Linked DNA regions of Homo sapiens: region 2 is linked to region 1. A link is an interaction called in ENCODE POLR2A ChIA-PET data of the cell type or tissue named here. Cell type or tissue: OCI-LY7. All regions are shown on one strand. Links, peaks and the distances in the headings refer to the core of each region. The heading gives the core; the rest is flanking DNA.

Region 1 (8,534 bases), core at 1,612-6,611:
TCTCCCTAGGTGATCTTTCCCTTGTGATAAAATACATACAGCATAACATTTACTATCTTAACCATTTTAAGTGGACAGTTCAGTGGGATCAAATACATTGTCAATGTTGTGCAACCATCACTACTCTCCATCTCTGGCCTTCTTCCATCTTGTAAAACTGAAACTCCATCCCCATTGAACAATAATTTCCTGTTCTCCTCCTCCTAGCTCCTGGCAACCACCATTCTACATTGTGTCTCTGTGAATCTGACCAGTCTGGGCACCTCATCTAAGTGGAATCATACAGTATTTGTCCTTTTGCAACTGGCTTATTTCACTTAGCATAGTGACCTCAACGTTCTTCCATGTTGTAACATGTGTCATAATTTCCTTCCTCTTTAAGTCTCAATAACTTTTAAATGTAGCATGATCCTAATAAAAACATACATATGTTAGGCTGATGTGGAAAAATAAACAATTAATAAAAAGAGCTCCAAAGTGTTGGAGTCCCACCTACGGTAGCTGTTACTTATCATGTACTCATTTATCCTCACCTTACCCTATTCCAGATACTGCTTTACAAAACAGGCAGGTATTGCTTTCTACTTTTTTTTTTTTTTTTTTTTAGATGGAGTCTCACTCTGTCACCAGGCTGGAGTACAGTGTTGCAATCTAGGCTCACTGCAACATCTGCCTCCCGGGTTCAAGCTCTTCTCCTACCTCAGCCTTCTGAGTAGCTGGGACTACAGGCGCCCTTCACCACACCCGGCTAATTTTTGTATTTTTAGTAAAGACAGCATTTCACCATGTTGGCCAGGATGGTCTCAATCTCTTGACCTAATGATCCACCCACCTCGGCCTCCCAAAGTGCTGGGATTACACGCATGAGCCACCATGCCCAGCCTCCACTTTTTTATGTAAAAAGAAAGTGAGGCCAAGAGAATTATGTAAATACCCAAGTTAATATCCCAAGTACTGCAAGTAATAAAATCAGATTTGAAATCCAGGTATATGTCGTGCCTAAGCCCTCCTCTTCTCCTCGATCCACAATTATACTATCTTCAGTTCCCCCTCACAGATCAAGAAAGATTTCTCTCTCTTGCCTGTCCAATGTTCTTAGGGAACTATTACTGTGGAAATCAATCTGATTAACTAAATGCACTCTAGTGATAGTGGCTAACAAAGACTTACTAATAGCTGTCATAATATCTAAGGTTTATTGAGCACTCACATACTAGGCACTGAGCAAAAGGCTATATTTATGCAATATTTTTACCTTTACCACATTTTTAGGAAATAGGCATTATTATTATCCTCATTTTAAGAGGTCAGTTAGTCTTAAAGAGTTGGATGTTCTCAGGTAAGTTAGGAAGGTGGTAGATGCTGGATGGAGCCAGGCAGCACACACAAGCCTGGTACGCAGTCATAATACAACCCTGCATCCCTCATTTGTACCTCCAAAGGCACTTGTAACTAAGGATTATAGTTTCAGAAAGCACAGCTTTAATCACAAAAAATAAATCTGTACTAGAGACTTTCTAGCCTCCAACTGGGAGATATTATGACACACAAAGGGGTCTTCTTAGTACTTCTTCGGGTATTTCAAATATGCATACTTTCTGTTGGGCTAGTCTCAGTTTCCCCAAAATCAGACCTAAGTCATGTTCCTACAGTGAACCAAAATAAAACTTTCTTTCCTTTTAGGTCTCAAGAGTTTCACTGTTAAATGTGTCCAAAGAAATCATATTCGCAATCCAGACAAGTTACCCCTCCATAGTACCTGGTTAGCAGGTAACTTCCAGAGCTAGCTATTCATCTTTTTCAGCCTCAAAGTATTTCTTCCAGCTCTAACTTTCTGAAGGTAGTTTTCCTTGTCAGTCAGGAAGGGGATGTTGAAATAATCCCAGGCAAACATTTTGTCAAGAATTTTACATGATTCTTTAAGTTCATAAAATGTTCTGCTCCCTCCCCAAAGCAGGAGGGAGTTAAATCATTTGAGAAAGAATATTTAGTGGAATGGCCACCAGGGGACATTTTTATTTTACTAGAATTCAGCTATACTTACCCTGCAAAAAAAAGAAAAAAGGGAGGTGGTGGGGAAATACTTTATGTCCTTTTATATGGTCTGGATTTGCATCCCCACTCAAATTTTATGTCAAATTATAATCCCCAATATTGGAGTTGGGGCCTGTTGTGAGGTGACTGGATCATGGAGGTGGATTCCCCACTTTGGTGCGGTTCTCATGAGAGTTCTCACAAGATCTAGTTGTTTAAAAGTGTGTGGCACCTCCTCCCCACCTTCCTCCTGCTCCAGCCATGTAAGACATGCCTGCTTCCCCTTCACCTCCACCATGATTGTAAATTTCCTGAGGCCTCCCTAGCCATGCTTCCTGTAGAGGCTGTGGAATTGTGAGCCAATTAAACCTTTTTTCTTTATAGATTACCCAGTCTCAGGTATTTCTTTATAGCAGTACAAGAACAGGCTAATATATCCTCTATTTATCTTCTCTCATTTCAAACCAAACTTGTTCTCCTTCATCAAAGAAAGAGAGAACCCTGAAATTCAAAGAGACACAAAAACATTAGTTTTTGCTGTTGTGCTTTGATAGGCCCAGCTATATTGCTAACGGTAGTTCTTGTAAGCAACTACTGTTACTTGAAGGGTCATTTTGACTATCTACTATTTTTGCCTTTTTAGTGTATTTAGAACAGGCCATTCTTTTTTTTTTTTTTTTTTTTTTTTTTTTTTTTTGTATGTGTAGTTTTATGGGAACATAGCCACAACCAACTTTGTCTATGTATCACCCATGGCTGCTTTCACACTACAACAACAGTGTTAGTAGTTGGGACAGATACCATATGGCCTACAAAGCCAAAACTATTTCTGTTTGGCCCTTTACCAAAAAACTTTGCCAACCTCTGCTTTAGAACTTTATTCCCTAAAATACATGACCCTACTCTAGTAGTTAAGAATTTTAATGGTGAAGTCAGAGCAAAAATTCCAACTAGAATTCAGTGCCATAACTTCATTGGCTGTGCCGTTATCCAAGTTTCTTAACCTCTTCTAAATCTTTGTTTTTTTTTTTTTTAATCTGTAAAACATTATCTGTAACAATAGCACTTACTTGTAAGGTTGTGAGAATTCAGTAACTATAACATATAAAGCACAAACTGTGTAGTACTTGAAAAGAAGCAAGTCTTTAACAGGTAATAGTTATTATCAATATTATTATTGATATTATGGGTGTTTTTATTAAGATTTACAGGTATGTTGGCATAATTAAGAATCTGAGAATTTTAAGAATAGAAATTTTACTTTGTTCAATCCACCTTTGCCCAAATTTCTGTGACCAGAGAATGCCTTTTCAGTACTTCTTAGAACACTTCAAAGACACCACCCTCTCTTAAATCAAAAATAAGAAGAGTCTGTCTCCCTCCAGGCCACTGCCTCTCCTTCTTTCTCTGCCCCTCCCTTCCATCTCTTGGCCCTCACATTTTTCCTTCTGTGATCTAGCCTTTCTTGTGAAGTACTCAGTGTTTCAAGCCTCAATGTTGTCTTGCCCCTCATTTCAAATAAATTGTACTTGTCTTGAGACTAGTTCTCAGTGGATCCAACTCATAGCTAATTGAAAGCCAGCCTGTATGATAGATGAGCTAGTCCTTGATAACATATTTGTAACTGTGGATGTTACTTCTTAGCATTCTAAGGGGGCTTTCTGGACACATACTGCCTTACCCATGGCAATCATTCTAATCAGTCTGGAAACTTCAGGTATCAGAGCAGTGAGTTAAGAAAAAGATGCTAGGGCAAGGGGCCGTTTGACACTCTTCAAATGCACAGTGAACATCTGTCTATAAATAAGACTAGCCTAGAATAATTGCTAAAGGACTACCTGGGCATTTGTTGTGGCTTAAGGCAGGGGGAAGACACCTGGAAACAAATGTCCATCCCCACATGGATGGTAATGACACTTCATCAGCCTTCCTGAATTGGATCCTAGCTTCGTTATGATCTAATCTGTGCTTTTTCCCCAGCATCATACTGTCTTCTTCAACTGGACACTCCATCCCCCGACTTTCATTTCATTACATTTTAACAAATTATTTTTCTGTGTCTGTGTACCTCTGCTAGGAAGTTACTTCCTTTAGAGAAAGGATCATGTGGTGTGTTTCTTAGTGGTCCCTAGGGGCTGCTACATAATAGACACCAAAGAGATCTTTGTGGTAGGATGGAAGGTACGGAGGATGGAAAGGAGGATGGAAGGGAGGGAAGGAGGGAGGGGCTTTTTGCTAGCTTTAGGACTTGCTCTTCAGTGAGTTTTTCTTTTTGCCTTTTCTTTTTTTTTTTTTTTTTTAGACAGAGTCTCGTCTGTTACCCAGGCTGGAATACAGTGGCACAATCTCAGCTCACTGCAACCTCTGCGTCCCGGGTTCAAGCAATTCTTCTGCCTCAGCCTCCCGAGTAGCTGGGATTACAGGTGTGTGCCACCACACCCAGTTAATTTTTGTATTTTTAATAGAGACAAGGTTTTGCCATGTAGGCCAGGCTGGTCCCGAACTTCTGACCTCAAGTGATCCACCTGCCTCAGCCTCCCAAAGTGCTGACATTACAGGCATGAGCCCCCACACCCGGCCAGTTGTTCTTTGCTTGAGGCTTCCCTTGACTTGCTTTCATTTTATGGCTGGGTGGGAGGGAATTAGATGTGAGATAACACCTGACACAGATGGTATAAATAGGCGGCAGCTTAAAGTTCTCATGCTTGACCAGAAGCTGGCAATGAGGCATGCCTAGAAGGGTCCCAGGATCTGCGATGTGGAGCAACTATTGCTTCCCTCTGCAATCTTGGTGCTCTAGCTATAAGAAGGGCACCTGATACAAGTTGGGCTTTCTTCTGGGAATTTGAACTTCTAGAGGTAATCCCAGTAATGGATAAATTTGGAGCTGCAGGTCTGATGGTGGCGCCTAGAGCAAGGCTCCCGCATTGCAGGTGCTGGAGCTCCCCTGCTTCCGTGCTCCCGAGGGCTGCTTGTTGAGTTCTCCTATAAGACTGCTGAGGCCGGGCGCAGTGGCTCACACCTGTAATCCCAGCACTTTGGGAGGCCAAGGTGGGTGAATCACATGAGGCCAGGAGTTCAAGACCAGCCTGGCCAACATGGCGAAACCCTGTCTCTACTAAAAATAAAAAAAATTAGCTGGATGTGCTGGTGCATGCCTATAGTCCCTGCTACTGTGGAGGCTGAGACAGGAGAATCACTTGAACCTGGGAGGCTGAGGTTGCAGTGAGCCAAGATCACACCACTGCACTCCAGCCTGGGTGACAGATCGAGACACCATCTGAAAAAAAATTTTTTAAAGACTGTTGAAGAGCTCTTCCTATAAGTCCTTTTTAGCTTAAGTTAACCAGTTAACCAGAGTCTATTTCTATTGCATTGCCCAAAGAACATTAAATAAAGAGAATTTCAAAGCCAAGATCAAGATTTAGGGCTGGAAAAAGATGTTCTTTTTCCTATCTATGATAGAGGTTCTTCACCTATTTAATTGAATTTAACACTCCTGATCACTCTTCATGGAGAAGGCACTATGACATGTTCAGTGAAACAAAGATGGATTAAATGGGACCTCTGAAGACTCTAGTAAGGGAGAGAAAAAGAAATTCACAATAAATCAAACTAGTGAGAAATAACATCAAAGTATGTGCAAAGTATTATGAGCCACACAGGAAGAAAAGAAAAAAATTAATATTTATTGGATATCTGCCAGATGTCAGGCACTCTACACATATAATCACATTATGTCTTTACTCAACACATTGAGGCACATAACATTATTCTCATTCTATAGATGAGGAAACCAAAACTCAAAAGATTCAGCACCTCAAGTTGCCACAGTTAGTAAAGGGTAGATCTCAAACTCAAATCTGTCAGACTCCAAAGCCCCTGTCCCATCTGTTGCCTCTTGAAAAGGATAGTTTTAGCCACACCCAAGAAGTAGTTGGGCTCTTTCTCCACCTCAAATACTTAATAACACATGCACTTCTTCTATGTCTATGACAAGGGACCAAAGCATGGCGTTCTTGTCTAATGAATACAATATTTCATGGCAATCTTGCCCAACTCTGTAGCAGGCCCTGCTCTACAATAAAAATGGCAATGGCTACTCCTGCCTTTCCTGCCCCATAACGTTTTATTAGCATATGTTTTCCATGTCTATGCACCCTGTGCTAACTGGTTAGCTCTTTTGGAGCAAGGATCACATCCTGGGCAGCTGGAGCTTCTAGGCTTCAAAGGCATGGCCTGGGCTATGTTATTAATATTATTTCTTTCTCTTCTATAAGTGAGGAAGTGAACTCTTTGTACCCACCTGCTAAAAATTCCCCTTATGTTTACTGTTAAATGGACCTCACCTGGAGTGCTCAAAATAACACAGTCTGAAAAAGAAACTATGGCTGGGTGCGGTGGCTCATGCCTGCAATCCAAGCACTTTGGGAGGCCGAGGTGGGAGAATCACTTGAGCCCAGGGGTTCGAGACCAGCCTGGGCAACAAAGTGTGGCCCCATCTTGAAAGAAAAAAAAAAGAAAGAAAAGAAAGAGAGAAAGGGAGAAGAGAGAGGAAGGAAGGAAGGAAGGAAAGAAGGGAGGGAGGGAAGGAGGGAGGAAGGGAGGGGAGGGGAGGGAGAGAGATAGAGAGAAAGAAAGAGAAAGAAAGAAAGAAAGAAAGAAAGAAAGAAAGAAAGAAAGAAAGAAGAAAGAAAGAAAGAAAGGAGGAAAGGAGGGAGGGAGTAAGGGAGGAAAGGAGGGAGGGAGGGAAGAAAAAGAGAGAAAAAGAAAGAAACTACAATAAGAAATAAAAGAACAGGACAGAACACTAATTAGCTCCTTGGATCAGCAAACCAGTATGAAATGTCTGCTTTGTGCTAGAGATAGAGAGAGAAACAAAATTTTGCACACTTGCATTGTCCAGGGGATACGAAGACAGGTAAAGTAATAATTGTGAATTAATGAGACAAAATGTGGTTGAAAAGCAGAAAGAGCAACACAGAATGAAGCAGCAGTCTTTACATTTGAGTGTGTATGTCCCAGAGGTGGAGCAAGACTTTCTAAGGGTATGTGGGTACGGACAGTCCAGATCCTCAGCATTAGTAGTCCTCCTTCCTAGAGTTGATCTGCTTGAGAACTTGCATTTGGCAGAAGTATCATATTGTATTTCTTTTCAAAAGTGAAAAATATCTCACAATGTGAAAAAAATCTGTGCAGATACCAAAATGGGAATACAATGTAAAGGAAGAAAAGAAGTGGTATGAAATTCCCAATTGTCAAAAAGAGCTTGCCTGTATACCTTTTCTCCAAGAACAATTATGGATATCAAATGATATGGTATTTAATTTCTGAAGATATTTTAGAAAGTGATGTAATGTTTTACTAAAAGTCTATTGTACCTGTAATTCTAGTGCTTTGGGAGGTCAAGGTGGGAGGATCACTTGAAGCCAGGAGTTTGAGACCAACCTGGGCAACATTGTGAGGCCCTGACTATACAAAAAAAAAAAAAAAAAAATTAAAAATTAGCCAGGTGTGATGGCGCACACCTGTAGTCCTAGATACTTGGGAAGCTAAGGCAGAAGAATTGCTTGAGCCCAGGAAGTCAAGACCACAGTGAGCTATGATCATACCACTGCACTCCAACGTGAGTGATAGAATGAGACCATTTCTCCAAAAATTAAAAATAAATAGAAAGTCTATTGTTTACATCAGAAATGATATCCTTTGTGACTATTTAAGCTATAATAAAAATGTTTTTAAACATCTGAATATAATTAAAAATGCATGACAGATCACATGGTCTTAAAAATGCTTTCAGTGGGTTGGGAGCCGTGGCTCATACCTGTAATTCCAGCATTTTTGGAGGCCAAGGCAGGCGGATCATCTGAGGTCAGGAGTTGGAGACCAGCCTGGCCAACATGGTGAAACCCCATCTCTACTAAAAATACAAAAATTAGCTGGGCGTGGTGGTGCACGCCTGTAATCCCAGCTACTCGGGAGGCTGAGGCATGGGAATTGCTTGAACCTGGGAGGTGGAGGTTGCAATGAGCCGAGATTGCACCACTGCACTCCAGCCTGGGTGACAGAGCAAGACTCAGTCTCAAAAAAAGTGCTTTTAGTGGCTGTAAAGTTTGTTTGAAGATCAGTGCTGAAAGATGATGGTTGCGTACATTAAGCACCAGGATTGGACGAGGGAATGGGAAGGAGAAGGCAGAGGGTGGACTGGAGATGGTGGTGACAGAACAGTCTTGAAGGACTGGGGACGGCCACTGTGGTGGAGAGGAGAACTTTCCTAAGGGGAACCAGCATGTACCCAGGGGCAGCAGAGAGGCTGATGTGTTTGGAGATCATTGTCATACAGCTTAAACACAGGGAAATGATGAACAATAAGCCAAGGAAGGATGATAGAGACTCATATGGGGGGAAAAAAAACAGCTTACCCTGGCAATGACATTTTATTAACCTCCTTTGTAGTGATTCTGGGCTCAATGTGGTGGCTCACTATGAACTTGAGTCTA
Region 2 (6,064 bases), core at 460-5,459, 130 kb before region 1:
GTCACCGTGCCCTGCCCCTAATGTGCTTTTTCTATTCCAGGATTCCATGCAGGATACCACATTGTATTTAGTAGTCATGTCTCCTTAGGCTCCTCTTAGCTGTGGCAGTTTCTTAGACTTTCCTTGGCTTTGCTGACCTTGATAGTTTTGAGGATTACTGGTCAGGTATGTTGTAGAATGTCCTTCCATTGGGTTTTGTCTGATGTTTTACTCATGATTAGACTGAGTTAATGCATTTAATGGGAGGGAGACCACAGAGGCAAAGTGCCATTCTCATTATATCATATCATCAAGGGTGCACACTATCAATCGCTTGCCAATGTTAGGGAGTTGTTTTTAAGGTCAAAAGTAAATTCCTATTGTTAAAGCAGTGGTTCTCAAAGTGTGGTCCCCCAGATCAGCAGTGTCAGCATCACCTGGAACTTGTTAAAAATGCAAATTCTTGGCTTTATCACAGGCCTACTAAATCAGAAACTCTGGGGGTGGAGCCCAGTGATCTGTCTGAACAAGCCTAGGTGATTCTGATGCAGCTGAAGTTTAAGAACTGCCGTGTTCGTGGTTGTCTAACATGTTTGGCCTCAATGTATAAAAAGAGTTCTCCTCAGTGCCCATCTATTAAGCCAGTGGTTCTCAACTCTGCTGCATTTCATGAATACCCACGCCCAGGCACCATCCCCAGAGACTGATATCACTGCTTTGGGAGGGTGTCTTACTGAAAAGTTCCCAGGTGGTTCCAAGCCTAGACAGGGTTAAGGGCTCCTGCCCTGGCCCTCAGCTAAGAGAAGTCTCCCCTCTTCTACTCATGCTTTCCACCCTTGTAAGCTCTCCTTCCTTTCCCCCTTGGCCTTTGGAAGAATGGATCAATCAGTAGCCTGGTTTCTTAGAAAACATCAAAGAAGATTTAATGCTACAGAACTTCAGATTGGTAATAGCCATAAAGGTCAACTAGTTATGTGGTTTTAAAAGTTTTTTTGAGCAGACTCTTTCTTCAAAGGAAATCTTTATGGGGAAACCCAAACCAATACAGAAAAAGAGAGAAAACTGAGCTGCCCTGAGTGAAGGGGAAGGGACTTGAGGTTGCTTCTGGTCCTCCTGACACTATCTAGCCATCACTGGGCTAGTTCAGCCTTCCCAGTCAATGGTTGTCCACCTTCTCCTTGATCATTTCCAGCATCAGGGGCTCCTCCACTTACCACGCCACTTCCATTTCAGTACCAAGCATCAAAGCTTTCTTTCTTTTGAGCCCCCATTGGCTTCCCCATCACTTCCTATCACTAATACAGCTCCTTTCCTGGTGTTAAAGAAGAGAGATAGAGAGCCTTTCCCATAAAAAGCCTCTTTTTATTTCATGATTCAGGCACCCTGCTCCCTCAACAGTGGTTCTCAACTGGATTGTGCATTAGAATCAACCAATGCACTTTCAAAAGTCTCACTGCCCAGGATACACCCCAAATCAATCTGGTAGTGTCTTTTCAGGTGGACCCAGGTAGACAAGAACCACATGCAGCCTGGCTGGGGACTGAGCACCTTTGTCAGAGCCTCTCCCCTCACCCCCAGGCCAACAGGGCCACCCTCTTTCCTGATGATTGACACTACTCTGAACCTCCTCATCATTCCATCTGCTCCCTTTAGAGAATGCTCCATTATCCGTATCAAAAAGTAAGTCATAGTGGCACAATTTTCACAAACAGTTTTTATACAATGAAGGTAAAAAGTTTAAGTGCTGGGTTGATATAATACCAAATTCTTTCTTTCTCAAGTTAATTAGAATAAAAAGACACCTATTTGCTTCGTGACTCAACAATCCAACTTCTACTCCCATGTCCCCCTTCCCCTATACTGGAAAGATTGTACAAATGCTCCTACCTTTCCCGGAGCAGAAGTGTCTCACAGCTAGTATCCCTGCTCTGCCCTTGTTAAATGAGAGGTAAATGATGTGATCATTTTTTTGTGACTGCCTTAAGCAACTCCACCCAGATGGCCTGGCTGTTTGTTTGGTGAAGATTTCTCTCTCCTCTTCTGCCCCCTCTTTCTGACCCATTAGTCAGAAAATAACTGGGCTTTGCAAATGTAGGTTGTGTAAGTTGTCAGGTTCACCAGCCTCCAAATGGCCTGTCCCAAATCCTCTTAACCAGTATTTCCGGAATGAAGTTAAGATCATGCAGGCCATTAGCCAAGGAGTTTAGCTAGAGAGGGTGGGGTGAAGCACAACCCATGCTTTGAAGTATCTGAAACACTCACCAGCCAATGACAATTACTTGTCTCCACTAGGCTGAAGAACATATTTCAGTTGTTCCTATCTCCACTGAAAAACTTGCCTCCTATATATGACATGACTCATAGTCATTAAGTCCAACGTGGAACGCAAAGAGGTTACTGTTTTCCTAACCATTGTATTCGAAGTCTCAGTCAGCTCAACCAACTGCTCCAAGTTGCAGAACATGGCTGAGGTAAACATGGAATTGTGCTGAGAGTTTTGTCTTAAACTCATGCCATCCATCTTCAGTTGGACCCTCGATTCTCTCTTATAATCATTTTTCTTTTCCTTACTAAACTTGATACTCTATGCCCCACAATAGTGTTTCAGAACTTCCTTCCAAAGTTTCAGTTTTCACATCTTTAAAATAAAGATAATCATAGCATCTACTTAGTAAGGCTGTTCTCAGTATTAAATCAAAGGATAGGCGTAAAGTTCAAAACATATGACATAAGTACCTAATACATGCTGTTACTATTATTATATATGTTATTATCTATGCTAATATTATATGACATGAATAATGAAATAACAAAATAATATTTTCTACTCATCTCAAAGTTACGAAACTTTTTTAGTGTCAGCTATATGCTAGTTATCCTGTTAACATGACACTTTGATATACAGCCCCTAAGATCCCAACTCCCTTCCACTCTCTTTCCCTCATCTTATTGGCCTTCTTTCTTACTAAGATCAAGGCAAGTCCATGGAAGCCCCTCAATATTCCCCTGCATCTCAGAATTTCTCCATGTCATCAAAGTTCCTGTTTTTCTTTCCTCTTCTCTCTGAAGGCCATCTCTGCTCCACTCCACAACCCTGGCCCTTCTCACACTAAGTATGGTGCCCCAGGGAGGATTTCCCCTTCAGCCCCACCTAAGAGATCTCAGCATGCAGCCCACAAGGTTTAAAATTGAGTCTTTACTCTTGAAAAGATTAAAACAGAGTTGAGGTGCCAAAAAAAAAAAAAAGAAAAGAAAACCTACAAGATAGCTCATAACAAGTGCCAACTGAGTCATTCAGAAAAAAAAAAAAAAAGAGAAATGCCACTACCTTCAGCAAAAGGGAACCATTGAACTATCATTGAAAAAATACTGTTCCCCAGAGGGAAAAAATTAACTCCAAAAACTTTGTCATCATATTATTAATATTTTAATATCTCATCATTTTTATAAGGCAGTTTCACAAAGTTATTTCCTTTAAGCCACTTAGAGAGGTAGATTAAGGAATATTCTGCCCATTTTACAAATGAAGAAACTGAGATGCAGAGAAGGTTTAGGAGAATTCCCAACCTGGGCAGCTAGTAAGTGCTAGAGCCAGGACTTCAATGTGGGTCTTGGGAGCCCCTTCCCCCTGCCCTTTCTTGTAGGCCATATTGACTTTCTACTGGAGGACATTACCATTTGTTCATTTACCATGATGCTGGAAACTTAGCATTATGTTTTCACATCTGCCCATTACAACTCTAGGTGGTCAGTCTAATTACCTGCATTTTAGATGTAAGGATGACTTTGTGAGGAGGGGGAGCAGAGGGAGGGAGTCTGTTAAGTAAGTAGCCCAAATCCCACTGCTAAAAAGCTCTAAAGTTGGCATATAAATTCAGGGCTCATGAACCTGAATTTTATTTTTTATTTGCAAGAAATTGTATTTCCTACAAATTAAGCATTTTTTTGCCTGTGAGAGCAAAAGATAACACCAAAAAAAAAAAAAAATGAAAGCAAAGTCTAAAACAGGTGGTAGTGACAGCAGAAAAAAAAAATATATATATACACTCATGGTTAGGCAACTTGTCAGCCAAGCCTGGGCCATAAAACACGATAAAAAAAGGTTTGGTTAATAGCCAGAATTACTCAGTTATTCTCATAAATGCTAATTATTAAGTTATTTATGAAAGGAAAAGGATTTTCATTTGATTGTCCCCTGGCTTTTATTGCTCTCTGTGATAACATAAATTCCCCTTCCAGGACCCCTTCAATGATTAAGGTGCATAGCTGTGATCTATAAGCATATTCAGACCTATCACCCATATAGATCAGCTCTGACAAAACGATTTGATGGCTTATGTTTTTTTCAGATAAATTCTATTCTTTGTATTTCATTAGAATGTAGATACCTATAAAAAGTACCTTAAGTAATATGAATCTTGAGATGTTAGAAACATTTCTTCAGAAAAAAAAATACCCACCAAGGAAGTTATAAACCAACTTAAAGAATAGGTGTTCAACAAAATAAATAAACCCAAAAATACTTAATATAATGCAGGAAAGTTTATGGTAGGGACTTGATATGGCAATCTCTTTGGAATTTTAAGTATAAAATGTTTCAGTGGGTTGATTCTCAAAATTCTAAAGCATGACAATAATTTTTTACCAGGTACAATGTGCTTTTAGGAGGATTTCTTCCTTTTCTCCCCCGTTTTTATGTTCAGTCTGACCTGGTTGATGACTGTGACTCAGATGATAGACGGACTACTTGTGGTTTGAAGGGTGTTGCTTCAGAATTCTAATCTCTTTTGTCATGGACCATCCCTGGGGATTCCAAAGTATTACTAGCTGTAAAGGAACTCCCCCTCCTCAATAAACCACAGCTCCCAACAAGAAATGAGCAACTTCTGATAGTGAAAATGGGACATTTTAAAAGAATTAACTAATAGTAAAACCAAGTCAAGAAAACGCTCTCTGAAATGCATTATTTACTATATTAGGAAAAGATGCATGGAGAGAGACAAAAGTTTTACAAGAGGTAAACTGGATTAATTCTATGAAAAACTTGCTAACCAAAGACTTGTTATTATTGCTTTTCACCAATGTATTGGAAGGGCGGAAAGAGAGAATAAATTATAACTCACCTAAGGACCAATTACCTCAATTTTTGGCTCATACCCAGAGAAAACAATTATTCCTAGGAATCTCTTAATCAAATTGAAGTCCAACAAACATTTATGTGTACCTACTATGGGCCACCCTCTGTTGACAAGTATTGGGGAGTGAGTAAGGCCAGGTCTTTCCCTTGAAGAAGCTTACTATTCAGTGGAGGAGTTCATACTAAATTCACAAACCTTTGAATACTAATCAGAGTTGTTAAGTATTACTACCTGCTAGTGCTTAGCTCTGTCCTCAGAATAAATAAATGAGGGAGGATCCAGGGGCACATGAAGACCTCACACAATTCAAGTTCAATAGACTTCCTTACTACAGGCTTCCATTTGTAGTGTTGTATTTATTTTCTCTTAATCTATTGCAAGGAGAGGCATGTATTCATTTATTAATGATGCTACAAGTACAATGTGAACATCCTGGAAAATACAAATTACTTATTTGCAACCCAGAAACTTAAATTTCAAAAAGTAAGAGACTGATTGGATCAAAAAAGGGCTGAAAAATGAAAAGGCTGCTGGTCAGAATATCGGCAGAGGCTAAAGTTATAGCTAATTCAAGCAAAAGATTTCCAAGATGCTCCCTTAGCACACTGAATGCACAGAGTGAAAATAGTGTTGGAGTTTGCAGAAACAGTTTTTTTAGAAAAGGCATGATCATATATAAAATACTCAAACTTTCCAGATTCAAAATTCCCAAGTGGAAAAGAATTGGGGACTTTTTAAAGAGATTTAATGATTCAGCTTGATTATCCAACATTATTCAATTGCTATTTGACTTAGTATGTTTTGTGTTACTATAAAGGCATATCTAAGACTGGGTAATTTATTTTTTAAAAGAGATTTATTTAGCTCATGTTCTGCAGGCTGTACAAGAAGCAAGGTGCCGGCATCTGCTTAGCTTCTGGTGAGGGCTTGTGTGCTGCATCAAAATA

The links. Peaks named below come from ENCODE experiments on the same cell type or tissue, not always from the same donor. Only the 100,000 strongest peaks of a DNase experiment are listed, where the experiment ranks them.
Region 2: POLR2A ChIA-PET joins it to region 1 with 6 read pairs; 3 of 35 experiments call an interaction of 5 or more read pairs at or near these places.

The regions. Positions count from the first base shown.
Region 1 is chr6:137,958,739-137,967,272 of GRCh38, forward strand. No RefSeq gene overlaps it. Among named protein-coding and RNA genes, the nearest start is that of SIMALR, 17 kb to the left of the region's middle. In OCI-LY7, for the core only: a CTCF peak has its summit at 2,023 (motif pointing right); DNase peaks (open chromatin) are centred at 4,173, 4,713 and 6,343; H3K4me3 peaks cover 226 bases; H3K27ac peaks cover 2,463 bases.
Region 2 is chr6:137,827,574-137,833,637 of GRCh38, forward strand. All of the region lies in intron 3 of WAKMAR2 (wound and keratinocyte migration associated lncRNA 2), which reads right to left. Among named protein-coding and RNA genes, the nearest start is that of TNFAIP3, 37 kb to the right of the region's middle. RefSeq lists enhancers at 429-558, 579-628. In OCI-LY7, for the core only: no CTCF peak of the experiment used is centred there; no DNase peak of the experiment used is centred there.